Regions from separate parts of the Homo sapiens genome. Here region 2 is linked to region 1. Evidence: read pairs that join two places in POLR2A ChIA-PET (ENCODE). Cell type or tissue: OCI-LY7. All regions are shown on one strand. Links, peaks and the distances in the headings refer to the core of each region. The heading gives the core; the rest is flanking DNA. Region 1 has its middle 13 kb from the start of PRDM10. Region 2 has its middle 9.6 kb from the start of APLP2.

Evidence for each region. Peaks named below come from ENCODE experiments on the same cell type or tissue, not always from the same donor. Only the 100,000 strongest peaks of a DNase experiment are listed, where the experiment ranks them.
Region 2: POLR2A ChIA-PET joins it to region 1 with 8 read pairs; 33 of 35 experiments call an interaction of 5 or more read pairs at or near these places.

The regions. Positions count from the first base shown.
Region 1 is chr11:130,008,081-130,023,341 of GRCh38, reverse strand. No RefSeq gene overlaps it. Among named protein-coding and RNA genes, the nearest start is that of PRDM10, 13 kb to the right of the region's middle. RefSeq lists an enhancer at 3,856-3,905. In OCI-LY7, for the core only: no CTCF peak of the experiment used is centred there; DNase peaks (open chromatin) are centred at 8,831 and 9,821; H3K4me3 peaks cover 556 bases; H3K27ac peaks cover 2,216 bases.
Region 2 is chr11:130,053,104-130,067,426 of GRCh38, reverse strand. No RefSeq gene overlaps it. Among named protein-coding and RNA genes, the nearest start is that of APLP2, 9.6 kb to the left of the region's middle. In OCI-LY7, for the core only: no CTCF peak of the experiment used is centred there; no DNase peak of the experiment used is centred there.

The DNA.
Region 1 (15,261 bases), core at 7,460-11,459:
GCATTCCAGAAATCATTTCTAACAATTGAGTCATCTCACACATCTCATTTTTTGAAGGATCAAGTTAAGTGCATAGTAGGTTCACCATAAACTTGTATTTTTCTTTGGCATTTCCTGTGATTTTTGTTACTCTTTATGGAAAACTATTAATTTGTATTTTGTGTCTAGTCACCAAACTCTTGTAGACTTAACTGTATACTCTGCAAGTAACGATAATTTTGTTTTCTCTTTTCTAATAATTATCTCTTATTTTTGTTCTATATTTTATTGCATTGGTTTGAATTTCCAAGGCAGTGCTGTTGGTTTGCAGAGACAGGGTTTCACTCTGTTGCCCAGGCTGAATGCAGTAGTATAACCACACCTCACTGCAGTCTCACACTCATGGGCTCAAGCAATCCCAGCCTCAGCCTCCAGAGTGGCTACTACTACAAGTGTGTGTTACCATCCCTGGCTAATTTTTCAGTGTTTTGTGGAGAGTGGGGTATAGCTATGTGTCTGGAATTGGTGGGTTCTTGGTCTCACTGACTTCAAGAATCAAGCCGCTGACCCTCGCGGTGAGCATTACAGTTCTTAAAGGCGGTGTGTCCGGAGTTTGTTCCTTCTGATGTTCGGATGTGTTCGCGGTTTCTTCCTTCTGGTGGGTTCGTAGTTTTGCTGGCTCAGGAGCGAAGCTGCAGACTTTCGCGGTGAGTGTTACAGCTCTTAAGGCGGTGTGTCTGGAGTTGTTCGTTCCTCCCGGTTGGTTCGTGGTCTCGCTGGCTTCAGGAGAAAAACTGCAGACTTTCACGGTGAGTGTTACAGCTCTTCAGGCAGTCTGGACCCAAAGAGTGAGCAGCAGCAAAATTTATTGCAAAGAGAGAAAGAACAAAGCTCCCACGGTGTGGAAGGCGACCCGAGCGGGTTGCCACCGCTGGCTCGGGCAGCCTGCTTTTATTCTCTTATCTGGCCCCACCCACGTCCTGCTGATTGGTAGAGCCCAGTGGTCTGTTTTGACAGGGTGCTGATTGGTGCGTTTACAATCCCTGAGCTAGACACAAAGGTTCTCCACGTCCCCACCAGATTAGCTAGATACAGAGTGTCGACGCAAAGGTTCTCCAAGTCCCCACCAGAGTAGCTAGATACAGAGTGTCGATTGGTGCACTCACAAACCCTGAGCTAGACACAGGGTGTTGACTTGTGTGTTTACAAACCTTGAGCTAGATACAGAGTGCCGACTGGTGTATTTACAATCCCTTAGCTACACATAAAGGTTCTCCACGTCCCCACCAGACTCAGGAGCCCAGCTGGCTTCACCCAGTGGATCCCGCACCGGGGCTGTGCACCCTGCGCCCTCACTCCTCAGCCCTTCGGTGATCGATGGGACTGGGCGCGTGGAGCAGGGGGCGGCTCTCGTCGGGGAAGCTCGGGCCGCACGGGAGCCCACGGAGTGGGGGGAGTCTCAGGCATGGCGGGCTGCAGGTCCCCAGCCCTGCCCCGCGGGAAGGCAGCTAAGGCCCGGCGAGAAATTGAGCACAGCAGCTGCCGGCCCGGGCGCTAAGCCCCTCACTGCCCAGGGCTGGTAGGGCCGGCCGGCTGCTCCGAGCGCGGGGTCCGCCCAGCCCACGCCCACCCGGAACTCGCGCTGGCCCGCAAGCGCCGCACGCAGCCTGGGTTCCCGCCTGCGCCTCTCCCTCCACACCTCCCCGCAAGCTGAGGGAGCGGGCTCCGGCCTTGGCCAGCCCAGAAAGGGGCTCCCAGAGTGCAGCGGCGGGCTGAAGGGCTCCTCAAGTGCCGCCAAAGTGGGAGCCCAGGCAGAGGAGGCCCCGAGAGTGAGCGAGGGCTCTGAGGACTGCCAGCACGCTGTCACCTCTCAGCTACATTGCCCAGGCTGGTCTTGAATGCTTGGGTCTCAATCAATCTTCCTACCTTAGCCTCCCAAAGTGTTGGGATTACAGGCATGAGCCATTGTGTTCAGCCTCAAGGCAGTGTTAAATAATATATGGGGCATCGTTGTCACCTCTTTTTTTTTTTTTTTTTTTTTTGAGACAGAGTCTCGCTCTGTGGCCCAGGCTGGAGTGCACTGGCACCATCTCTGCTCACTGCAAGCTCCGCCTCCCGGGTTCATGCCATTCTCCTGCCTCAGCTTCCTGAGTAGCTGGGACTACAGGTGCCCACCACTGCGCCCGGCTAATTTGTTTGTATTTTTAGTAGAGACGGGGTTTCCCCGTGTTAGCCAGGATGGTCTCAATCTCCTGACCTCGTGATCTGCCCTCCTCGGCCTCCCAAAGTGCTGGGATTACAGGCGTGAGCCACCGCGCCTAGCTGTCACCTCCTTCAAAAAAAACAACAACAACAAATAGAGACGAGGTTTGTTACCCTCGCTATGTTGCCCAGGTTGGTCTCGAACTCCTGTACTCAAGTGATCCTCCCGCCTCAGCCTACCACAGTGCTGAGATTACAGATGTGAGCCACCATGCTTGGCTCTATTTTTCTTTTTATCATCTATTTTTTTATAGGAATGCTTCAGTTGATTATCATAAGTAGGATATTGTAGAGGGTTGAATTTTATCCCCCTAAAAAGATATTCAAGGTCTAATCCCCCTCCCCCTCCTCATACCTGTGAACGCAACCTTCTTCAGGAATAGGGCCTTTGTAGATGTAATAAGTTAAGATGAGTTTATACTTGATAAGGGTGGACCCTATATACAATGATTGTTGTCCTTGTAGGGAGAGGGAGATCTGGAAATGAATACAGTTCAGGCAAGACGGGCAGGTGAAGAAGGCAGAAGCAGAAAGTGAAGTGATGAAACTGCAAGTCAAGGAATTCCAAGGATTGCTGGCGAACACAGGAATTTAGGAAGAGGCAAGAAAGAATTCCTTCCCAGAGACTTCTGAGGGAATACAGCCTTGCCGATAGCTTATTTCAGCCTTCTAGATTTCAGAGCTGGGAGAGAATGAATGTCTGTTGTTTCAATCTTCCAGTTTATGGTAGTTTGTTCCTAGGAAACTAATACGTATATTGTTTATCTTTGAAAATAGGTATTTGAGAACATTTCTACTTCTCTTTGACTAGGATATTTTGTAAAATTAATAAGGAATAAGCACTCTTTAATCAAATAAGTTTTTTGCATCTTGCTTGCTAAAATGTATGCATTTTTTAAAAAGTATGTATTTTAGTTTTAAAATTGTCTGTATATGTATATGCACATGAATTTAATATTTTATATAAATCCATAAATGCAATCATGTTATATATCTTGAATTTTATGTTTTTCATATTGTGGTCTTTTTCTTCTCGTTTTGCTTTGCACGCTCCTCTTCTCCTGCCCCTCTGCCTACTTCACCCTAATCCACATACCCAGGTAACTGTATATTCACAGATGTTTATATATTTGCATACACACACACACACACACACACAGAGATTTTTTTTTCATTATTTGTTTTACAAAATGAAATATCACACATGTGATGGTCAACTTCATGTGTCAACTTGATTATTCCCTCAGTTACTAATCTAGCTGTTGCTGTGATTAAAGTCCATAATCAATGACTTTTAGTAAAGGAGAATATCTTAGATAATCTGGTTGGGCCTCATCCAATCAGTTGAAAGGCGTTAAGAGTTGAACTGAGTTTGCCGGGCGTGGTGGCTCACGCCTGTAATCCCGGCACTTTGGGAGGCCGAGGTGGGCGGATCACCAGGTCAGGAGATCAAGACCATACTGGCTAACACGTTGAAACCCCGTCTCTACTAAAAATACAAAAATTAGCCAGGCGTGGTGGCGGTTGCCTGTAGCCCAGCTGAGGCAGGAGAATGCTGTGAACCTGGGAGGCGGAGCTTGCAGTGAGCCGAGATCGCGCCACTGCACTCCAGCCTGGGCGACAGAGCGAGAGATTCCGTCTCAAAAAAAAAAAAAAAAAAAAAAAAGAGTAGAACTGAGGTTTCTGGGAAGAAGAAATTCCACCTGCGGGTAGCAGCCTCAGCCCATGCCAGAGAGTGCCACCTGCCCTTCCTTGTGGCCTGCTCTATGGATTCAGACTTGCCTAGCTAGACCCGATGATTAATCGATCAATTGTGTAATTGAATTTCCTTCAACAAATCCCTTATGATGTCTCCTGCTGTTTCTGTTTTCTTAATTGAGCCCTGACTGATGTAACAGACTTTTTCTCATTTTGCCTTTTTCATTCAGCAATATATGTTGGAAATTATTCTAAATCCACTGACATAGCTACTGTTCATCCACTTTAATTGCTGCATACTATTTTCTGGTGTAGATATGCCATTAATTTTTGACTGTTTCCAGTTTCATGCCATTATGGAAAACGCTGAATTAAATGCCTTATATTGGTTATTTTCTTTCCTCAAGATAGAATCCCAGAATGGAGAACTTTTGAGTTAAACAATTATACAAACATCTCTTATAATATGTATATAGTCATAGTCATCCCTTGGTATCCTTGAGGATGGGTTCCAGGACACCTGTGGGTACCAAAATCCACAGATGCACAAGTCCCTTATATAAAATGGCATAGTATTTGCGTATAACCTACACACATCCTGCCATATCCTTTAAATCCTTTCTAGATTACATATTACAATACCACATAAAAGTGATGGTCAATTTTTTGTGTCAACTGGTTATTCCATCGACGACTAATCTAGGTGTTGTTGTGATGAAAATCTATAATCAAAGACTTTTAGTAAAGGAGTATATCTTAGATAATCTGGGTGGGCCTCAGAAGGGAAGGGAAGAACTGAGATTTCCGGGAAGAAGAAATTCCACCTGTGGATAGTAGCCTCAGACCATCAGCCTCAACAACAATACAATGTAAATGCTATGTAAATGGTTGTTATACTGTATTGATTCTTTTTTTTTTTTTTTTTGAGACAGAGTCTTGCTCTGTCACCCAGACTGAAGTGCAGTGGAACTATCTCCGCTCATTGCAACCTCTGCCTCCTGGGTTCAAGCAATTCTCTTGCCTCAACCTCCCGAGTAGTTGGGATTACAGGCGTGCACCATTACGCCCAGCTAATTTTTGTATTTTTAGTAGAGATGGGGTTTCACCATGTTGGCCAGGCTGGTCTCAAACTCCTGACCTCAGGTGATCTGCCAGCCCCGGCCTCCCAAAGGACTGAGATTACAGGTGTGAGCCACTGCACCCGGCCTTGGGTGGGGACACAACCAAACCATATCACCACTATATACTTGATTCTTATTTGTATTATTTTTAATTGTAGTATTATTATTTTTAATTGCTTTTTTCCAAATACTTCAAATCTTTGCTTGGTTGAATCCATGGATGGGGAACCTACAGACACAGAGGGTGGACTGTATACCTTTATACATATTTAATTTTAATTGATGTTACTACCTCCCTTCCTAAAAAGCTGGAACAATTCATAACACCACTAATATTGTATGAAAATACAAAATCATAGGTGCTACTGTTCTTTTTACCCTTTTTCTGTCTGATGAACATAAAGTGATATTTATAATAATAGTTACTTTAATTTCCATAATTCCTGATATGTAGTTTGAGCATTTTTAATACAGCTTCTGGCATTTGGATTTGTTTTCCCTAAAATTTTCTTGATATTCTGTGTCTATTTTATCATTGGGTTGTTTGCCTTTTCTTATAAATTTGTAAGAAATTCCTCTTTGTTCTCTGGTCTTGCTCAGTGGCTCATGCTTGTAATCTCAGTATTTTGGGAGGCCAAGACTGGTGTATTACTTGAGCCCAGGAGTTCAAGACCAGCCTGGGCAACATAGCAAAATCCTCTCTCTACAAAAAATAGGCCTGGCTCAGTGGCTCATGCCTGTAATCTCAGCAATTGGGAGGACACGACAGGTGGATCACTTGAGCCCAGGAGTTTGAGAACAGCCTGGGCAATATGGCAAAACTCTACAAAATAAAAGATAATAAAATTAGCCAAGCATGGCAGCGTGCACCTGTAGTCTCAGTTACTTGGGAGGCTGAGATGGGAGGATTGCTTGAGCCTGGGGGGTCAAGGCTACAGTGAACTGTGACTGTGCTACTGCATCCCAGCCTGAACAGCAGAATGAGACCTTGTCTCAATTAAAAAATAAATAAACAAAACGAAATTACTCTTTGTTCTATCGCAAAAATTTTAATGTACTGTTTATTGAATTTATTTATGGTATGTATAGCTAAAGTTTTTGTTTAGCTGTATGTAAATATGCCTATTGTCTTCATTATAGTTTTTGTTTGTTTGTTTTTACAATTACAGTTTCTCGGCTTCAAAACTTGGGTAAAGAAGGTCACCATTGTCCCTAGAAGAGATGGTACAGGTAGCATCTTAGATTGTCTTACAAGATGTATATTTATTTATTTTATTTTTTTTTGAGATGGAGTCTCGCTCTGTCACCAAGGTTGGAGTGCAGTGGTGGGACCTCGGCTCACTGCAAGCTCTGCCTCCTGGGTTCACGCCATTCTCCTGCCTCAGCCTCCCATGTAGCTGGGACTACAGGTGCCTGCCACTGTGCCCGGCTGATTTTTTGTATTTTTAGTAGAGGTGGGGTTTTGCCGTGTTAGCCAGGATGCTCTCAATCTCCTGACCTTGTGATCTGCCCACCTTGGCCTCCCAAAGTGCTGGGATTACAGGCGTGAGCCACCATGCCTGGCCTTGATGTTTATTGCTTTATTGTTGTATTTGTCTTTAGTCTTTTTTAAATTATATATTCACCTAAAAAAACCCAAGAGACCATAATAAATCTTAATCATATTTTAAACAAAGGGAGAAGTAAATTCTCCTTTTCAAATTCTTAGCCAACTTAAAAATGTTCTTTGATTATTATAATTTTCAGAAATTCCAAAGCAATTTTAATAGCACTATTGAGTTATAATTGACATATAATTTCAAAATGTTGCCTTTGGAACTTTTGCAATCCCTCCCCTGCCAACCTCTCTTCACTCCCCAGGCAATCCCTGATCTGCTTCCTATCACTGCAGATTAGTCTGCATTTTCTAGGATTTAATGTAAATGGAATCATGCAGTAAATACTCTTTTGGGGAGTCTGGTTTATTTTACTTAGGATAATTATTTTGAGATCATGTTGTTGCACATATAACTAGTTCAGTTCTTTTTATTGCTGAATAGTACTAGATTGTATGGATATACCACTTCTATTGGTCCATTTTCATGCTGCTGATAAAGACATACCTGAGACTGGGCAATTTACAAAAGAAAGAGGTTTAATTGGACTTAACAGTTCCATGTGGCTGGGGAAGCCTCACAATCATGGCAGAAGGCAAGGAGGAGCAAGTCATGTCTTACATGGATGGCAGCGTGCAGAGACGGAGAGAGAGAGAGAGAGCTTGTGCAGGGAAACTCCCCCTTATAATACCATCAGATCTTGTGAGACCCACTCACCATTGCAAGAACACCATGGGAAAGACCTGCCTCCATGATCCAGTTACCTCCCACCAGGTCCCTCCCACAACACGTGGTAATTCAAGATGAGATTCAGGTGGGGATAGAACCAAACCATATCATCACTATATACTTACCCGTTCAAATGTTAATGAACAATCTAGTTTTTGGCTATTACCAAATATAAACATTCATATACAAGGCTTTTTTTTTTTGTAAGATAGGGTCTTATTCTGTCATCTAGGCTGGAGTGCAGTGGTGCAATCATGACTCATTGCAGCCTCAACCTCCTGGGCTCAAGCAATCCTCCCAACTCAGCCTCCTGAGTAGCTGGGACTACATATGCATACAGCTATGCCCAGCTAATTTTGTATTTCTTTGTAGAGATGAGGTTTTACCATGTTCCCTAGGCTGGTCTTGAACCCCTGGGCTCAAGGAATCCACCTGCCTCAGCCTCCAAAATTGGGATAGCAAGCATGAGCCTCATATACAAATTTTTATATGGACATATGCTTTCATTTTCTCTTTGGTAAATACCTAGGAGTAGAAGGACCAAGGCATATGATAGGTATATGTTTAATGTTTTAGGAAACTGCCAAGCTTTTCCCAAATTGCTCATACCATTTATATTCCCACTAACAGTTATGACAGTTCCAGTTGCTCCACATTTTGTTATTTCTTGATGTGGTCAGTCTTTTTATTTTTGGACATTCTATTAATAATAGGTACACACCTATTAGTGATATTGCATGTGGGTTTTTTTTTTTTTTTTTCGTGAGACAAGTCTCAGTCTGTTGCCCAGGCTGGAGTGCAGTGGCACAATCTCAACTCACTGCAACCTCCGCCTCATGGGTTCAAGCTATTATCTTGCCTCAGCCTTCTGAGTAGCTGGGATTATAGGTGTCCGCCACCATGCCTGGCTAATTTTGTATTTTTAGTAGAGACAGGTTTTGCCATGTTGGCCAGGCTGGTCTTGAACTCCTGACCTCGTGATCCACCCACTTTGGCCTCCCAAAGTGCTGGGATTACAGCTGTGAGCCACCGTGCTCAGCCTGCATGTGGTTTTAATTTGTATTTCCCTAATGACTGATGATGTACAGCATCTTTTCATGTGATTATTCACCACGCATATATCTCCTTTGGTGAGGGGTCTGTTTATTTGTTTTTTTCCAGTGAGAAGCCTGGTGTGGTTCTTACTTTTGTTCCCCTATATGTAGTTTGATCACTACTCTGCTGAATATTCAAGGGGGCCTTCTGTACATCTCCAGAGCTCTCTTTCTCTCTGTGTAGCTTTCTTCTGACACTGTGCCCTGCAAACTTGAGTCTCCCTGGAAGCCCAGTCATGTCTCCTCAATTCAGAGAAACTGCCAAGCTCCTCCAGGGTTTTTCACCCTGCACTGCAGTGTGTCATTTTCTGCAGGAAGCTTACGAGAGTTTCTAGAGCTTACTGCAGAGAGCAAAGAGTACGTACTGCAGCTCTAGTTAGCTGGAGCTCTAGTTAGCTGTGGCGCAGGCCTCCTCTCTTTGGTTTCTATCCTTTGTTCCCTTATGTTCACTTTCTTAAACACTGTAATTTTAAATACTTTGTCTGATTTTTTTTTCTTAGTTGTTTTAGGTGAGAGAATAAATACAGTCCCATTTTTCCATCTTGGCTGAAAGCAGAAGTTCTTTACCAAAATGTTTCTGAATTTATATAAAAATAGTACAAAACAGTGTATATGTTTTCTCATGAATTAAAAACTTTTTTATCTTTCTGTAGTGGCCCGATTTATCTCTGGCAGTGCTTTGTGTCTTAAGATCTATTTTGTCTGACAGTAATTCTAGCTTTCCTTCAGTTAGTGTTTGCCTGGTGTCTTTTTCTATATTTTGACTTTCAGCCCTTGCTGTGTCTTTTTTTTTTTCCTTTATTTTTATTTTTTAAAGTTTTTTTTACCCATGACACCTGCCCAGGAGGTTCTGAAAACATGTGCCCTGTGTCTTTATTTTTTAGGTGTCTTTTTGAAAATAGCTTGTAGGTGTGTGTGTGTTTGTATATACATTATTTGTGACTATCTTTTTCTTTTTGTTGTATTGTTTAGTTGCTTTACATGTATTATGATCTGGATTTATTATTATTATTATTATTATTATTATTTTTGAGACAGACTCTGTCACCCAAGCTGGAGTGCAGTGGCACCATTTTGGCTCACTGCAACCTCCGCCACCTGGGTTTAAGTGATTCTCCTGCCTCAGCCTCCCGAGTAGCTGGGATTACAGGTGCATGCCACCATGCCTGGCTATTTTGTATTTTAGTAGAGATGGGGTTTCACTATGTTGGCCAGGCTGGTCTCGAACTCCTGACCTCAAGAGATCCACCTGCCTCGGCCTCCCAAAGTGCTGGGATTACAGGCATGAGCCACTGCACCTGGCCTCTATTATTATTTTTAGACCGGTTTCACTTCTGTCACCCAGACCAGAGTGCAGTAGCGCGATTTCGGCTCATTGCATCCTCCACCTCCTGGGCTCAGGTGATTCTCCCACCTCAGCCTCCTAAGTAGCTGGGACTACAGGCATGTGCCACCACGCACAGTTAATTGTTGCATTTTTTGTAGAGACGAGGTTTCACCATGTTGCCCAGGCTGGTCTTGGACTCCTGACCTCAAATGACCTGCCCGCCTTGGCCTCCCAAAGTGTTAGGATTACAGGCATGAGCCACCATGCCTGGCCTCTAATATATCTTTTAGTTTAATTTTTTAAATATTAAAAATTGTTCTAGAGACAGGATCTCACTGTGTTGCTCAGGCTGGAGTACAGTGGCTATTTACAGGTATGATCACAGGATACTGTGGCCTGGAACTCCTGGGTTCAAGTGATCTTTCTGCCTCAGACTCCGGAGGAGCTGGGACTACAAGTGTGAGCCACCACACCTGGATATTTCTACAATTACATGCTGTTCTTTTGCTCCACATTTTTTTCTCTTCCGTGTCTTGCCTTTTTTGGATTGACATTTTAAATTTTTCTCTTTAATTCTATTTTTACTGTACTGTATTAGAAGTTGTGCCTGTTTATTTGCTTGCCAGTCTCCCAATTAAACATGTATTATTAATAAAATAGAAAATGAAGTATTTACCCTTCTCTCAAATACTTCAAGACTTTTAATACTTTACCCCTGATCAGCCCCCTCTGTAAGTGTGTGCTATTCTGTCTAGTATCTTAGTTTTATCGTGTCATTAATGCTGCAGGTAGACATTATTGTTTTATATATTCAGTATTGGTTTAGAATTACCTACATATTTTCTAATGTTCTGCCTTACAATTCCTTTTTAATTTTAATTTTTTTTAAGACAGAGTCTCATTCTGTCACCCAGGCTGGAGTGCAGTGGCGTGATTTCGGCTCACTGCAACCTCCACCTCCTGGGTTGAAGTGATTCTCATGCCTCAACCTCCCAAGCAGCTGGGACTACAGGTGTGCACCACCACACCTGGCTAATTTTTTTTGTATTTGTAGCAGAGATGGGGTTTCGCCATGTTGGCCAGGCTGGTCTTAAACTCCTGGCCTCAAGTGATCCTCCCACCTCCGCCTCCTAAAGTGTTGGGATTACTGGCGTGAGCCACTGCACCCACCCTAAAATAATAATAATCTTTAAAAGAATTTAGGCTGGGGCTGGGCACGGTGGCTCACACCTGTAATCCCAGCACTTTGGGAGGCTGAGGCAGGCAGATCACGAGCTCAGGAGTTCAAGACCAGCTTGACCAACATGATGAAACCCCATCTCTACTAAAAATGCAAAAATTAGCCGGATGTGGTGACACGCACCTGTAATGTAATCCCAGCTACTAAGGAGGCTGAGGCAGGAGAATCGCTTGAACCCAGGAGGCGGAGGTTGCAGTAAGCCGAGATCATGTCACTGCACCCCAGCATGGGCAACAGAACAAGACTCTGTCTCAAAAAAAAAGAATTTAGGCCGGGCGTGGTAGGGTCATGCCTGTAATCCCAGCACTTTGGGAGGCTGAAGCAGGGAGATCCACCTGAGGTCAGGAGTTTGAGACCAGCCTGGCCAACATGGTGAAACCCCATCTCTACAAAAAATACAAAAATTAGCCTGGCCTGGTGGCATGTGCCTGTAATCCCAGCTACTTGGGAGGCTGAGGCAGGAGGATCACTTGAGCCCGGGAGGCAGAGGTTGCAGTGAGCTGAGATCTCGCCCCTGCACTCCAGGCTAGGAGAGACAGTGAGACTCCATCTCGCAAAAAAAAAAAAAAAAAAAAAAAATTATTGTGTTAATTTTGGTAAAACATACACAACATTAAATTTAGTATTTTAACCATTTTAAAGGTCTCACTCAGTGGTATTAGTTATTTACATTATTGTGCAGTCATCACCACTACCCATCCTCAGAACTTACTCTATAATAAAATGAAATCACAATTCCTCCTTGCATTTTAAATCTTCCGCCTGTGATTGTATTTGTTTTGCCTCATTTAGTACTAATTCTAGTGTAAAATATTTTGGTAGTCAATTCTTTTAACTCTCATTTGTCTGAAAATGTTTTTATTTTGCCCTTGGTTGAGAGAAGCAAGTTTCTCTGATGGATCTCTCTTTAAGGCCAGTTTACTTTTTATTCACCCTTACACTTATTATATCATTCAACTTGATGAAATTATCTTCTCTTAGGCTTTATATTTTGAGTGGGCCCAAGACTCTATCACTGTCTCCTACCTATACCCTGTATATCCTTAAAATAGAAACTCAAGGTGTTAGTGTTCTGCAGAATCCCTTGATGAAAGCCAGCTTTGATGCAGGTTCATCTCCCAGGAGTTCCACTTTGGCTTTAAATTATTTTTTTTTTTTGAGACAAAATCTTGCTCTTGTCCCCCAGGCTGGAGTGCAATGGCACGATCTCGTCTCACTGCAACCTCTGCCTCCTGGGTTCAAGCGATTCTCCTGCCTCAGCCTCCCGAGTAGCTGGGATTACAGGCGCCTGCCATCACGCCCAGGTAATCTTTGTATTTTTAGTAGAGACCGGGTTTCTCCATGTTGGTCAGGCTGGTCTCGAACTCCTGACTTCAGATGATCTGCCTTCCTCGGCAGTGTTGGGATTACAAGTGTTGGGATTACAGGCGTGAGCCACTGCGCCCAACCAATTTTTTTTTTTAATGATCATAGCTTTATAATATATGTTAGCAGATCATATCCTCAGAAACCTACAAGTTTGTTTCTTCTTTCCTAATCCTTGTGTTCTTTTTCTCTGTCTTATTTGCATTGGTTAACCTCTCAGGGCCGTGTTAATTAGAAGTAGGGTAACAGCATCCATCACTTGTTCCTGACATTCAATTGGAATGCTTTTAAAAGTTTAGCAGTAATTGGCTGGGCGTGGTGGCTCACACCAGTAATCCCCGCACTTTGGGAGGCCGAGGCAGGCAGATCACGAGGTCAGGAGATCGAGACCATCCTGGCTAACACGGTGAAACCCCATCTCTACTAAACATACAAAAAAGTTAGCCAGGCGTGGTGGTGGGCGCCTGTAGTCCCAGCTACTTGGGAGGCTGAGGCAGGAGAATGGCGTGAACCCAGGAGGCGGAGCTTGCAGTGAGCCGAGATCATGCCAATGCACTCCAGCCTGGGCAACCGAGCGAGACTCCGTCTCAAAAAAACAAAACAAAACAAAGTTAGCACTAATTATATTTGTTGTGATGGCTTTTTGGACCCAGTTCTTCCTTTTCCTTCTCCTTCTCTTTCTTCCTCTCCCTTTCCCTCTCCCTCTCCCCCTCCCCCTCCCCCTCTTCCCCTTTCTCTTCCTGTTCTTCTCTTTTGAGTCAGGGTCTCGCTGTGTTGCCCAGACTGGAGTGTAGTGGTACGATCTCTGTTCACTGCAACCCCACCTCCCAGGCTTAAGTGATTCTTGTGCCTCAGCCTCCTGAGTAGCTGGTATTACAGGTGTGTGCCACCAGGCCTGGCTAATATTTGTATTTTAAGTAGAGATGGGGTTTCCCCATGTTGGCCAGGCTGATCTTGAACTCTTGACCTGAAGTGATATGCCTGCCTTTGCCTCCCAAATTGTTGGGATTATAGACGTGATCCACCACGCCTGGCCTTTGGACCCAATTTCTATTATACTGATGAAATATCTCCTTATTAAAAATCTCTAATATCATAAAATTTGGGTTTCTGCTTAAGGCTTTCTCATATTAATTGAATTTTACTCTAAAATTTAATTATCTGATGTGCTATGAAATATGAATTCCTGCTAAAGCCTTTCCTAAATCCAAGGTATTCATAAGGTTTTAATGAGTATGAATTCTTTGGTGTCAAATATGGCATGACTTCTGTTTGAGATATTTCATTAGTTTTTTTCGTTGGTATTGGTTCTCTTATGTAGAGCATTGGCTAAGAATGGACAGAAGACTTTACCACACATTTTACATTCATACTTACGGGTTCTTACATGTACAATAAGCAGTATGATTACAGAGAAAACTTCTGCACCCTTAGTATAGGGTGTCGCCCTCGTCATGAATATTGTAATATTTAATGATGAATAGCTTCTGCCCGAAGATCGTTGCACTTTCATTATCTTTACAGGGCACCCCTCAGATCTGAATTTTCTTTTCTTCTCTTTTTATTTTTTGACAGGGTGTCACTCTGTCACCCAGGCTGGAGTGCAGTGGCGTGATTACGGCTCACTGCAGTCTCCGCCTCCCCAGGCTCAGGTGATCGTTTTTATATTTTATTTTTAGTAGAGACCTCAGTTTTTATATATTTTATTTTTAGTAGAGACGGGGTTTCGCCATGTTGCCCAGGCTGGTCTTGAACTCCTGTGCTCAAGTGATCCACCCACTTTGGCCTCTCAAAGTGCAGGGATTACAGGCGTGAGCCACCGCGCCTGGCCTCAAATCTGGATTTTCTCATGCCCAGTGGAATTTGATTTGCCACTGAGTGCTTTCTCACCTTCCCTACTTGCGTAGGGTTTATCTCCAGTATGACCTCTCTGGTATAAAGTTTGACTTCCGAATAAAAGCTTTTTCATACCTACTACATTCATAAGATTTCTTTTTTATATGGATTATTGATGAATAATGAAGTTTTCCTTTTGGCTGAAGATGTTCCACATTTCTTACATTCATAGAGTTCTCATTATTTACAGTGTGAATGTTCTGATCTTTAATGAAGTATTTCTTCTAGCTAAGACACTTCCACATTGATTCCATTCCGGGCTTTCTTTCCTGGATGAATTTTTCTCATTCTCTGTGAGATGTGATTTGCGACTGAAGGCTTTCCCACCTTCCTTATGTGCATAGGAAGGACAGTCTCTCCAGCATGTCTTCTTTGGTGTCTAATGAGACTTGACATTTTAATAGCAGCTTTTCCACATTTATCATTGTTATATGATTTCCTCCCTGTATGGTTTTCCTTTTTTCTCTTTCTCTTTCTTTCTCTCCCTTTCTTTTTCTTTCCTTCCTTCCTTCTTTCTCTCTTTCTCCCTTTCTTCTCCTTCTCCTTCTTCTTCTTCTTTTTTTCTTTTCTTTTTTTTTTTTTGAAATGAGGTCTCACTCTGTTATCCAGGCTAAAGTGCAGTGGCACAATCATGGCTCACTGCAATCTCAAACCTTCTGGGCTCAGATGATCCTCCCACCTCAGCCTCACAAGTATCTAGTACTACAGGCATGCGCCACCACGCCAGGCTACTTTTTTCTCTCTCTCTCTTTCTTTTCTTTTCTTTCTTTCTTTTTTTCTTTTTAAATAGAGACAGGGTTTCACCATATTGCCCAGGCTGCTCTCAAACTCCTCACTCAAGTGATCCACTTCGGCCTCCCAAAGTGCTGGGATTAACAGGTGTGAGTCACTGTGCCACCTGGCCCCAGCTAGTTTTTCATTCAAATCTTAAAAACAAAAACACCCAAAACTGTTG
Region 2 (14,323 bases), core at 135-4,134, 51 kb before region 1:
TCAACATTCTGTACTTTAAAATGTTATGGTCTTTTTATTAAATGACACTGACAGGAACATACCTGGTCTTGCAATTCTCAATAATTTTTCATTCCAAATATGCTCATGTCAGTGACCAAGGCTTATGAGTAGTATGTTTTCATTTTATTATCTTTTATGCATAAAAGCAAAAGGACCTAAAATAACCTCCTGGCTGGGCACAGTGGCTCACACCTGTAATCCTAGCACTTTGGGAGACCGAAGCGGGTGGATCACCTGAAGTCAGGAGTTCCAGACCAGCCTGGCCAACATGATGAAACCCTGTCTCTACTAAAAATACAAAAAAAAAAAAAAAAAAAAAAAAAAAGCTGGGCGTGGTGGCAGGCGCCTGTAGTCCCAGCTACTTCGGAGGCTGAGGCAGGAGAATTGCTTGAGCCCAGGAGGCGTAGGTTGCAGTGAACCGAGATTGTGCCACTGCACTCCAGCCTGGGTAGCAGAGCGAGACTCTTGTCTCACAAAAATAAAAATAACATAAAGTAAAATAAAATAACCTCATGTTTCTTCTACCTTCTTAAGAATCAGACTTTCTCCTAAATCAGCTCTCTTCTATGCACACTTAAGATGTGTGCATTTCCTTGTTGAAAAAAAACAAAGTTGATTTTCCTAAATGTATACTTAACATGAGGAGAACCCTCACATTAATTTGATACTTATTTATCCAATACCTATTCAGGCTAGGTACAGTTGGCTAGGATAATTGCTCCCAAATCAGGATGCTTTTCAAAATCAACTACGAAGTGTATTTTTATTTTATTTTTGAGACAGTCTCACTCTATCGCCCAAGCTGGAGTGCAGCGGCATAATCACAGCTCACTGAAGCTTTGACCTCCTGGGATCAGGCAATTCTCCAGCCACATACACCACCACGCCCAGCTAATTTTTTTTTTTTTAACACTATGTTGCCCAAGCTGATGTCAAACTTCGGAGTTCAAATGATCCTATTGCCTTGGCCTCCCAAAAGGGATTAGAGGAATGAGCCACCATGCCCAGCAAGGAGTTTATTTTTAAAAGGCACATTTTAAAACCCAATGTCAGAAATTCTAAATCTCTAGTGCTAGGGTGACCTCAAGAAATTGGTATACATTTTTCCACCAGGCCCAGCGGCTTATGCCTGTAATCCCAGCACTTTGGGAGGCCGAGGCGGGTGGATTACCTGAGGTCAGGTGTTCGACACCAGGCTGGCCAACATGATGAAACCCTGTCTCTACTAAAAATAGAAAAATTAGCCGGGCATGGTGGTGGGCGCCTTGAGGCAGGAGAATTGCTTGAACCCGGGAGGCAGAGGTTGCAGTGAGCTGAGATCGCGCCATTGCACTCCACCCTGGGCGACAGAGCAAAACTCTGTCTCAAAAAAAAAAAAAAGAAAGAAATTGGTATACACTTTTAAAGCTCTCTAGATAATTCTAACCCACTAATATTCATGAGAACTGCTGCTCTGGCATAGTGGTTACTTAATTCTTGAATATCATGGACTGTGAAAAACACTTCTTAAGTGGAATAACAAAGTTCCCAGTTGTTTTTGTTTTGTTTTGTTTTCCAAATAATGCATTAAATTAAAACGTAACTGTATTATCACCACCATCTCACTAAAGAAACAACATTTAACAACAACAAAGTCAGGATAGTCATCTTTTGAAATTTAAAAATTGAGGCCGTGGGCGGTGGCTCTCGCCTATAATCCCAGCACTTTGGGAGGCCAAGACCGGCAGATCATGAGGTCAGGAGATCCAGATCATCCTGGCTAACACAGTGAAACCCCGTCTCTACTAAAAAAAAAATACAAAAAAATTTACCGGGCGTGGTGGCAGGTGCCTGTAGTCCCAGCTACTCGGGAGGCCGAGGCAGGAGAATGGCATGAACCCGGGAGGTGGAGCTTGCAGTGAGCCAAGATCGCGCCACTGCACTCCAGCCTGGGCGACAGAGCAAGACTCTGTCTCAAAAAAAAAAAAAAAAAAAAAAAGAAATAAAAAAATTGGATAACATAACTTTTTGGCAACTTAATACATTGCCTCTGTTGTTGTTGTTTTAATTGCAAATCAGAGTGGTGAATACTTTATAATGGAATGGCCCTGATTTAATATATGCGTTAGAACCCTTGTGGTATGGGAAATAAATATGAATCAATTCTATGCCTTGGCCTATAGCTGATAGCCTTTAAATATCTCCTTCCTTCTACCCAGATTGCCTTTCCCCCTCATCCACAGCTGACTCAGTATTTAAGACTTGGTTCAAGTGTCACCTGCTCAAGGACGTTTTCTGCTCCTCCTTTTCTTCTTCAAAGCTGAGTTTGGTGCACCTCCTTTTTGCTCCCCGTAACATTCTGTATGTACCCACCTCTGTCATACTATGTGTAAACTAAGCATTAGTTATTTCTTTTCTTTTCAGTTTCCTTAATTATACCACGAGTCCCTTGAGGGGAAGAACCGTGTCTGTACCTCCACAATCTAGCATAGTGGTTGTGCTTAATAGGTGTTCAAAAAATACTTGCTGAATGAACACAGAACTAAGTGAGTTTTACAGTCTGTCAGAGAAGCTGAAACCTGGGTGCGCATAACCATAGCAATAGGTGGAAAGTCACAAATGGCTTAAGAGAAGGGAAGTTTTTTAAGAAGAGCAGAGGAAGTTGGTTACAGCTGTGTGAGGACACCAGGAGAGGATCACAGAGAAGACGCTATCTGAGGTTTCCTGGGAATCTATACAGGATGTGTTCATGCAGTGTCAGGAGAGGACAAGAAGCATGGAAGGAACAATGCAAGCAAAGGCATAGCACTGGAAAAACATGATGGAAGAGAATATGCCAGTCATATTTCACTTAATTGGAGCCCAGGGTTTGTAATCCGTAATTAAGGCAGGATGGTTGGTGGATTTACAGCAAAGATACTGAGGAGCCATAGAAACCTTTGGACAAGAACATAATTAGAGTTGGCTTTTAGGCAAAAAACGAGTGTGAGAGCTACCTGAGGGATGCGGCAGAGCCTGGAGTCCAGGAGGCAGCTAGGAGCCCACTGTGATCTTGGGGAAAGAGAAAATGTGGGCAGAACTAAGGGAGATGGAGCGGAATTAGAAAGGAGATGGTCGTAAAAGGTAAAGTCTATGGTCTTGGCCAGTCACTGGGTGGGGGAGTCAGTGGCATAGAGTCAAGGAGAAGGAAGGAGGGACAAAGAGAACTTTAACCTCTGAACATGGGCCTGGGAGAATATGGTGATGATGATGCCATTGGCAGAAATAGGGAAAACAAGAAGATTATGGGAATGAGAGGAAGGTGAAGATGTGAAATGCCAGAATTAGAATTTTGGAAGTTACCTTCCAAAAGGCTATTAGTTAAATGTATGAGCTAGCCAATAGGCAATGCAACAGGAGAGGTAGAAAGAAACCAGAAGGATATATTACTGTTCTGTTCAAACAGTATTTGTCACCACAGCATAGAGTCGAAAACTAGAAAAGGCCAAATAGGATGAGGACTAAGAAAGAACCACTGAACTTGGAGATCATTGAACTTTGTCACTGGTCATTTATTTGAGGGAGTAAAAGCTATTTGCAGGATGTAAAGGTTTAAGTGGCTTGGAGGAAGGAGAGCTAACAAGTACAGTCTTGTCTCTTCCCAGAAGTTCCCCGTTGAAAGAGCAAAAACTAGGAGAGTAGCTCTTGTAGGGTATGGGTGGAGAACTTGGTTGTTGTTCCTGTTTGTCACTGATAAGGAGGCAGTGGTGGAAGGGAAAAAATTGAAAATGAAAGAGACCCAGTTGAGATTTGTAAAATGTGTATTAAACCCATTTTACAGATGAGAAAACTGAGGCTCAAAGAGGTTAAATAACTTGTCAATAGCCAAAACCAGTACTAGCAGAGAAGGAAACTGAATCCTGGTTTTACTGACTTAGAAATATATGGTCTCCTGATCACATCATGCTAACCAACTCCCTACCAAATATCGGAAAATATTAGTCTGATACAGCCCTCAATGGATGCATAAAAATGTTTCAATGGCTTGTCATTCCTTTTCCTTACATTTTCAGGCTGTGTGATAGTCTGTAAAGTCACATGCTTAATAATAAACAGAAGAGTCCTTATAAAAATGTATTTAGCTGTTGCATCTTTCTCTACTACTTAGAACACTTAAAAAAAATCAGCCTCAGGTTGAATTTTTTTTTTCTTCCCTTTTGTTTTGTTTTGTTTTGTTTTGTTTTGTTTTGTTTTGTTTTGTTTTGTTTTTGAGACAGGGTCTCACTCTGTTACCCAGGCTGGAGTGCAGTGGCACAATCATGGCTCACTGCAGCCTCTATTTTAGCAGGCTAAGGTGATCTTCCCACTTCAGTCTCCCAGGTAGCTGGGACTACAGGCATGTGCCACCATAGCCTGCTAATTTTTATATTTTTTGTAGAGAAGGGATTTTGCCATGTTGCCCAGGCTGGTCTCAAACTCCTGGGCTCAAGTGATCCACTGGCCTCGGCCTCCCAAAGTGCTAGGATTACAGGTGTAAGCCACCACACCAGCGCTTTTTTTTTTTTTTAACTTATTAGAGATGAGGTCTCACTATGTTGCCCAGGCTGGAGTGCTGTGGCTATCACTGGCATGATCATGACACAATACAGCCTCGAACTCCTTGGACTTCAGGGATCCTCCCGCTTCAGTCTCCTGAGTAGCTGGGATTACAGGCGCGTACCATCACACCCAGCTCTTTAGGGTGCTTCTGTGTTCTGTTTGCCGCTGATGCTGAGCAGGTGGAATCACTTCTCAGAGGGAAGCAATGCAGTTGCTTGAGGCAGAACAGGTTTAACCTTATATAATACACACGTTTACCACATTAATAGGTAATTAAGATTTAAATCGTTTATAAAGCCTTTCTTCTACCTCCTACTGATCTAGACTAAGGGTCTGCTTTTATCAAATAAGTCAAGTAGACAAAAATATCAAGTATTTAAAATCAATACAGGGTCCCCAGATTCGATGCCAAAGCAGGGCCTTGATATGGAAAAGAATCTGGTCCTAGAGTATGTTTTGTTTTCAAAGACAATATTAATTTAACTGATTACAATCCGGGTATGTGGGCATGTCTAAAATTAAATGCTACAAAAAAATCTTTAAACACCTTATGCGTATACTAAGTTTTGTTTTGGTGGTAAACTGGTTTACAGGCTTGAAAACAGGTTTTGCAAGTCCTAAAACTTACATAAGTCAGGTGCTCTCTTGAAGAGAAACAGTACGAGATTGCTTGGGGTCCTACCACAGCCTCGGAAGAAACTGGGGCAAAAGAGTGGCCTGGAAGCTTGCTCTGCATTAGCTCTGCAGAAAAACCACCTCTGGCTGCAAATCCCTCCTGCAGGAACTGTCCTCATATATAGCCCTGCCTAGTTAGCTTCCTTCATTTATTATTGTTCCTAAGTCTTATTTGTTTTTTGTTTTTTGAGACAGAGTTTTTCTTTGTTGCCCAGGCTGGAGTGCAGTGGCGCGATCTCGGCTCGCCGCAAGCCTCCCGGGTTCAAGCAGTTCTCCTTCCCCAGCCTCCCGAGTAGCTGAGATTACAGGCGCCTGCCATCATGCCTGGCTGATTTTTTATATTTTTGTAGAGATGGGGTTTCACCATGTTACCCGAGCTGGTCTCAAACTCCTGAGCTCAGGCAATCTGCCCATCTCAGCCTCCCAAAGTGCTGGAATTACAGGTGTGAGCCACCGCACCGCCCAGCCCTTAACCCTTATTTGAAAGAAACCATCTCATTCCCTGTACTTCAGTCGGTTTGTTCTCCCTCTGTGTTGTGGCTATTTTCTCATCTACCTGTAGTAATGCTACGTTGTTTGGTATTCTTGTTTGGTCCTTCTTTGAATAATTTCTTCTGCCTTCAGTGCAGAAAATACAAAATAATGGTGAAAAAAACCTCAGCGCTGGGAGCTGCTTATACTAAAAGTTCTTATCGTTGGTGATTTTTACATGGTACTTGCTTTTCAGAAAAGCTGATGTAAAACTGCTTTCTTGACATGCCCCACATCAGAGTTTGAAGGTATTTGTGTCATCTTTCTGCCTGGTGTGGAAGTCATTTACTACAATAGAAGGACAGAGAAGTTCACAGCTCCATTGGCTGGACATTTTGTCTTTTTATTGAACTAATCTTCATCACATAATTAAAGGTGGCTGTCATACCCCATTCTGCACACCCCCACTATCACCCGCAAAGTCTTTTCTTTCTTTCCTTTCTTTCCTTCCTTCCCCTTCCCCTTCCCTTTCCCTTTCCTTCCCCTTCCCCTTCTTCCTTCCTTCCTTCCTTCCTTCCTTCCTTCCTTCCTTCCTTCTTTCCTTCCTTCCTTCCTTCCTTCCTCTCTTTCTTTCTTTTTGACAGAGTCTTGCTCTGTTGCCCAGGCTAGAGTGCAGTGGTGTGATCTGGGCTCACTACAACCTCTGCCTCCCGGGTTCAAGTGATTCTTGTGCCGCAGCCTCCTGAGTAGCTGAGATTATAGCCACGCGCCACCACACCTGGCTAATTTTTGTATTTTTAGTAGAGATGGGGTTTCGCCATGTTGGACGGGTTGGTCTTGAACTCCTGACCTCAAGTGATCTGCCCACCTCGGCCTCCCAAAGTGCTGAGATTTATAGGCGTGAGCCACCAAGCCTGGCCATACAAAGTCTTTTCTTTAATAAACAGATTCACTTCTTTAACCATTTTACTTGTAATACTGTTTCCATTCTTACCATCCTTAGATCTCTGTATACATTCCAATTTACCAATCAGCCTCTAAAAGTATAGAATCCAAAACTGAACACAATATTTCACATACTAAACACAAACTACCCAGAAAATTCATTCTTTTTCTGGACAATGTGTATTTTATTAATAATGTAACCAACATTTCCTGATGAGATATCTACACCAAGTTCATGTAATAATAATTCATTAAAGAGTCAGATGTGGTAGCACTCCTGTAGCCTCAGCTACACAGGAGGCTGGAGTGAGAGGATCGCATGAGCTTAGGAATTTGAGGATTTGAGGCCAGCCTGGGCAACACAGCAGACCCTGTCTCTTAAAAAAAAATTAATTCAATATTTATTTGGCACCTACTATGTTCAATATACTTTGCTTGTGCTTCCTAATCTCAATTTAGTAAAGGCTCTTAGTTCAGCATTTAAAAGTGTTAGGATAACAGGGAAAACTTCTCAAAGGAAAACATGCTTTAACTGAGTTTGGAAAGGTGGGAGCCACCTGGACAAAGAAGGTGGCTGTGGCGAACAGGTGCTCAGCCAGGCAAAGGCATCTGTGTGGGTATTAACATGGAAGTAGCATGATGCCATATAAGAATGACGAGAGAGAAGAGGATTCCTAAGGGACAATGATTTTGTCCTTTAACTTGACAGCTATGGGATATCATCAGCTTTTTAGCAGGCATCTTAGAAAGACTAAGTGGAATAATGGATAAAATGCTTACATGTTTAGCTCAGCATACAGCATATAATAAGGGCTTGGTACAGGACAGTAGGTAGTTCTGGTTGGTTATTTATGGTTGCAGTGCAAGTTTAGGGAAAGAGAAGCTCATATTTGTATGACGCTTTTGAATTTTCAAATTTGTTTTGTGTCCATCATTTCCTTTCATATTTAAAAGAACCATGTAAAACTCACTTATTTCATTTCTAGGAATCCATCCTAGGAAAATAATCCAAATGAGAATAAATTATGGAAAAATGCTTATAAGATGTGTTAAAATTTCAGAAGTCATAGTAGGAATTGCATATGTGGAAAAATTTCTCTTATGCATTTAAAGTCGACTGAAAGAAAATGAACCAACATATTTTTTTCTGGATAATAGGATTATAAGTGATTGTTTTATTCTTTAAAAAATATTCCTATAATGGATATATGTTACGTTTATAACGGAGGGAGTAATCTTTCACTTTTCTTTTGTCTTTCTTGATCTTATCAACAATAACTTAGCCTGGGCAGCAAAGCAAGACCCGTCTCTACTAAAAATAAAAATAACAGCCAGGCACAGTGGTGCACACTCGTAGTCTCAGCTATTTGGGAGGCTGAGGTGGGAGGATCCCTTGAGTCTAGGAGTTCAAGGCTGCAGTGGCACGATGATGCCTGGGTGACAGACAAGAATCTGTCACAACAATAAATAAATAAATAAACAAATAAAACCTTGTTGCCGGGTGCAGTGGCTCACACCTGTAATCCCAGCATTTTGGGAGGCCGAGGCAGGTGGATTGCCTGAGGTCAGGAGTTCGAGACAGGTCTGGCCAACATGGTGAAACCCTGTCCCTACTAAAAATACAAAAAAAATTAGCCAGGCGTGGTGGTGTACACCTGTAATCCTAGCTACTTGGGCAGCTGAGGCAGGGGAATTGCTTGAACCAGGGAGGTGGAGGTTGCAGTGAGCTGTGATCACGCCACTGCACTCCAGCCTGGATGACAGAGTGAGACTCCATCTCAGAAAAAAAAAAAAAAAAAGACAGGGCAGTCATTATTGTCTTCATTTTGTAACAGTAACACTTTTATCGATGACAGTAACTATAACTCTCATTAGCACTCACTACATGCCACGCATTGTCCTAAGCGCCTTAGCAGATATTAACTCATTTAGAATGAATTAATGAGAATTATAGGGAGCACTTGTCTCATCAGGATGTTTTTGGCTGTAAATAATAGAAATGTCTACTCAACCTGATCGAAAGAAAAATAGTGTTTATTGACCCACACAACTGGAAAAGCCTAAAGGGGCAGGGATCAGGCATGGTTTCCGTCAGGACCTCAGCTCACGGCTCTGTGATGCTCTTGCTCCTCCTGGGAAAGCTTCACCTGCAGGCTGATGGCAGATCATTCACAATAGTTGCAGGTCTCATCCTACATCTGCACAGGAAATTATCCAGAAGAAAAAACAGCTTCTCGCCCAGCCTTCCCAACAGGAGTCCTGACATTCTCTGATTGAACAGGGTCACATACTCACCCCTGAGTCAGTAACTAGGGAACGGAGGTAAGAAGACGGGGCGCAAACAAAATGCGCTGGATGCCTTCAGCCAACTGGGACCTCCCAAGGAATTGAGGGTGGGAGGAGTGTGGGAGGGGTGGATAACAAAATCAAATAGGAAGGGGGAGTTGGGGAAAGGGTGTCAAGTGGGCAGTAGACAGTGTTAATGACTATAGTTCCCAACACTCAGTTTAGTTTAGATCTTACTGCCAGGCTAGCCACAAGTTACTCTTTCCCCCTGCTTCCTAAATGTCCTTCCCAGCATCCTTATTTTTTGCTTCTCTGTGTTATTCTGTGCATTATTGAATATATGTTTATTAAGTAGCATTTATGAAACCCGTCAGATTTAAATTACCTTGAAATTTGAAATTAAATTTGAAAATCTTTGAGTTGAAGGTAAGATGCAGATCAAACTAATATATCATATTGTTTTTTCATTTTTATTGATGGTGTTCGTTTAATTAAGAAATATAAGAAGGGCCAGATGTGGTGGCTCACACCTGTAATCCCAGCACTTTGGGAGGCTGAGGCTGGAGGATCACTTGAGCCCAGGAAGGCTGTAACATAGTGAGACCCTGATTCTACAAAAAAAAAAAAAAAAAAAAAAAAATCAGCCAGGCATAGTGGTGTGCACCTGTGGTTCTAACTACCTGGGAGACTGAAACATTGATCCCAGGAGGTGGAGGCTGCAGTGAGCCCAGATCACACCACTGCACTCTAGTCTTGGTGACAGAGTGAGGCCCCATCTTTAAAAAAAAAAAAAAAAGAAAAAGAAATGCCAGAGAGTGAGCCCAGCTTACTTCTCAGGCAAAGCTTCATAAGGTAAAAGAGGTTTGGGGAGACCCCAAGGTCTATTCCTGGTTTGTTGTTTGTTTTGTTTTGTTTTTCATATAACAGCTTTATTAACATATACTATACTTTATTGATACATACACACCATATGATTCACCCATTTAAGGTGTACAATTCAATGGTTTTTAGTGTATTCACAGACTTATGCAACCATCACCACAATAAATTTGAGAACATTTTCTTCACACCAAAAGAAGTATTGTGCCCATTAGGAACCATTCCCCATTTCCCTCCAACGCTCCCTCCCCGAGCCTTAGGCAACCACAGATCTTACTCTCTGTATCTACAGATTTGCCTTTTCCAGACATTTCATATAAACAGAATCAAGAAGTATGCGGTCTTTGTGACTAGCTTATTTCACTAAGCGTAATGTTTTCAAGATTTAACCACGTTGTACAATGTATCACTATTTTATTCCTTTTTATCGACAAATATTAATAGTATTCCTTTTGTTAACATATGGCTAGACCACATTTCTCTCTTTTTCTCTAAGATGGGGTCTTGCTCTGTCACCTAGGCTGGAGTGCAGTGGCGCCATCATAGCTCATTGCAATCTCCTGAGCTCAAACGACCCTCCTGCCTCCGACTACCAAGTAGCTGGGACTACAGGCATGCGCCACTAAACCCAGCTATGCCCACGCTGGTCTCAAACTCTTGGCCTCAAACAATCTTCCCACCTCAGCCTCCCAAAGTGCTAGGATTACTGGCATGAGTCACTGTGCCCAGCCTAGACCACACTTAATTTGTCTGTTCAGCAGCTGATGGACATTTGAGTTGTTTCCACTTTTTGGCTCTTAAGAATAATGCTTCTGGCTGGGCATTATGGAATAATGCTCCAGCCTGGGAGACAACGTGAGACTTTGTCTCAAAAAAAAAAAAAAAAAAAAGAGATGGGTTTTCGCCATGTTGGCAAGGCTGGTCTCAAACTCCTGGCCTCTCTGAGGCTTAATGAGACTAAATAATTTGTTTCACATTACGTAGCAACTAGGTGGAAATAACAGCATTTGAACCCAGGTCTTCCTCCTTTCAGAACTGGCTGTCTAACGTACTAGACTAGACACATGCTGCTTAAACATTACCACATATTTTACGTCCATTTGTTGGAAATGACTGTTTCCCCCATTTTCACCACTACTTCTGCAGATGATTACTTGAAAAAAGTATACGGTAGGCCAGTCATGGTGGCTCACGTCTGTAATCCCAGCATTTTGGGAAGCCGAGGCTGGAGGACTGCTTGAGCCCAGGAGTTTAAGACCAGCCTGGGCCACATCTCTACAAAAAATTAAAAAAAGAATTAGCTGGGTGTAATGGTGCATGCCTGTGGTTCCAGCTACATGGGAGGCTGAGGTGGGAGGATCACTTGAGTCCCGGAGGTCAAGGCTGTAGTGAGCTATGATTGCACCACTGCACTCCAGCCTGGGCAACAGAGCAAGACCCTGTCTCAAAATAATTAAAATAAAATAAAAATAAAAAATTTTAAAAGTATATGCAAATTCTCAGTAGCTTTACTTTCAAAGAGTGACTTGGTATCCACATTCTGGAGACCCTTTCATGTGGCTCTCTCTATCCCGACTTCTTATGAGAAGTTGTTCATGATCACATTTCTGGCACAACTCCTTAAAAGCACAGTCAGCAGCATTCAAAGCGGCTCCTGGATGCCTGCCCTACAGGGACTTTTGATGATGTCTGTACTATTTTGAGATAAAAAGAGTTCTGCATCCAGCAGTCCAGAAACATTCATCCCAACATCAGCTTTTAAGTCCCTTGTTACATTTACATGATGGAGGCTGCCGATGACTTGAGTTGTTTCCAGATCCAGTGTAGCAAGTGGTATTTCACTCCTTTTTGAGATGAGCTGCAGATGAGGCAAGGCGCTGATCACTACGTGGTGACTAACACCACCATCACGCCTTCAGATACTGCTAATTTTGGAATGGCCAGATTTGCTTCAGATCTTTTCAGAAAACCAGAGTCATTGTCACCTGTACTTGCTGGTAGTCTCACACTAAATTACATGGTCATGGTAAAATATTATGGAATTTACATTCATCTTGAGAATCATCTAACAATGATGTTAGATGTAATTATATGATAAAATATTCTTTTTTTCCCTTTGAGATGCATACTAAAAAGTATTTAGGAATGAAACTAAAGAGTAAGATATTGCTCCTAAACAGACTATGAGAGGCAGACACAATTGAATATTTAATACAAGCACCAATTCAAAAATGCATGCCTATTCCTCGAATCACTGAGATTTCACTCTATGTGCAACCTTTCAGAGCTAACAGAAATTATTTACACTGAAGTGCACAGAGAACAGCAAAGATAAACTATACAGCACATGTGTCAAGAAGTGACATATTAGGTGAGGATAAGTGATACTTGAATATCACAAGATCAAGCTAACATCACCAAATAAAAAGATTGTAACAGTTTCAAGTCATAAAGACTGATGTATGGAGCAATAACCCATCCTTGCAAGGAGAAGTTATTCTTGCAGTAGTTGTTTTTAATCTTGCTCTTGGCTGCTGCCCTAGATAAATTAAGATTGAAGCTTTCAGGACGTATGAGGTTGAATTTACAGTGACAAAATGTGCAGGGCTTGCAGACCCAAGGATTGCTGCCCTCAAGAACAAGTAAAGGATGGGTCGCCATCTGATTCTTTATCTATATGACAATTTGCTTAGTTCTTTATAAATTTTGATGGGCGGGTTCAGTTGTGATTTCTGTTGTTTTCTATACTCGCTATGTTATGTGTCAATTCTAATTTAAATTCAGTGTCTGATGAAAACAAAACAAAACAAAAAATCAGCTCTCCACCATTCATCTACTTTATGTGTTATCCAAGATCTCTGCCTTGGTTTCTCAAATGGCTCACCCTCCTTTTTTACCATTCCCTTGAGGAAATACAAGGACATATTTTATTTATTTATTTACTTATTTATTGAGATGGAGTCTCATTCTGTTGCCCAGGCTGGAGTGCAGTGGCGCCATCTCGGTTCACTGCGACCTCTGCCTCCCGGGTTCAAGTGATTCTCCTGCCTCAGCCTCCTGAGTAGCTGGGAATACAGGCGCACACCATCATGCCCAGCTAATTTTTGTATCTTTAGTAGAGATGGGGTTTCACCATGTTGGTCAGGCTGGTCTCGAACTCCTGACCTCATGATCCACCCACCTCGGCCTCCCAAAGTGCTGGGATTACAGGCGTGAGCCACCGCGCCCGGCCCCAAGGACATATTTTTTTAAAGTCCCTTTTACCCCTGCTTGGGCAATTCCAGCGAAAGGGGTTTGGAAGTGAAGAAAGAAAAGAAAGGACAGCTAAGACCTAGAGAAAATTGTGGTCATACAATTTCAGTAATTAAAATGAACTTTGGAAGCTGTTTGCGGCTTTTTATTATTTATGCTTCACCTCTTATCAAAAACAAACCCAGTGTAATTGGCTTGTATATGCTCAGTAAATACCTCAAAATCCTACAGTTAGTAGTAATTTCTTTCTGCTACTAAGTCACTTTGAATCATTGAGCATTAATCAACAGTAAATTATACTGGGAATTCTCAAGCAATTGAGAATTGCTGACCCTTCAATGCTGACAGGCTAGTTACCAAACTCCAGGGCCAAAAATACTCTGTATTTGTATGGTGACTATATTTTCCAAAGCTAAAATTGAGACATATGATCTGATAATGAGATGAAATATTTGAACTCAGAACGTTTTGCCACCATACACACTTGACAGTTAAAAGAATATTTTGGCCAGACATGGTGGCTCACACCTGTAATCCCAGCACTTTGGGAGGCTGAGGCAGGCAGATCATTTGAGGCCAGGAGTTACAGACCAGCCTGGCCAACATGGCGAAACCCCATTTCCAACAAAAATATGAAAAAATTAGCTGGGTGTGGTGGTGCACACCTGTAATCCCATCTACTCAGGAGGCTGAGGCAGGAGAATCACCTGAACCCAGGAGACAGAAGCTGCGATCACACTACTGCACTCTAGCCTGGTCTACACTCTGTCTTGGGGAAAAAATATATATATTTTGCCATTCTACTCCCTATTCATAATTGCTTTCATTGTTGCATATTGGGCAGCCCTGGTCTTAATCAAACCCTTCTGATATGGTTTGAATGTCCCCTCCAAAACTCATTACCAGTATACCAGTATTGGAAGGTGAGGTCTTTAAGAGGTGATTTGGCCAAGCCCTTATGAATGGATTAATGCTGTTCTTGGGGAGTGGGTTAGTATCTCAGGAGTTGCTTCCTGACAAAGGACGAGTTCAGTCCCCTTTTTCTCTGTGTCTCACACGCCTGCTTGCTCTCTTGCCTTCTGTCATGGAAAGCCCTTTGCCCAGTGCTGGCACCATGCTCTAGGACTTCCCAGCCTCCAGAATCAGAAGCCAAATAAGCTTATTTTTTAAAAAATAAAGTACCCAGTCTGTAGTATTCTACTATAGCTACAGAAAATGGACTAAGATGCATTGCATT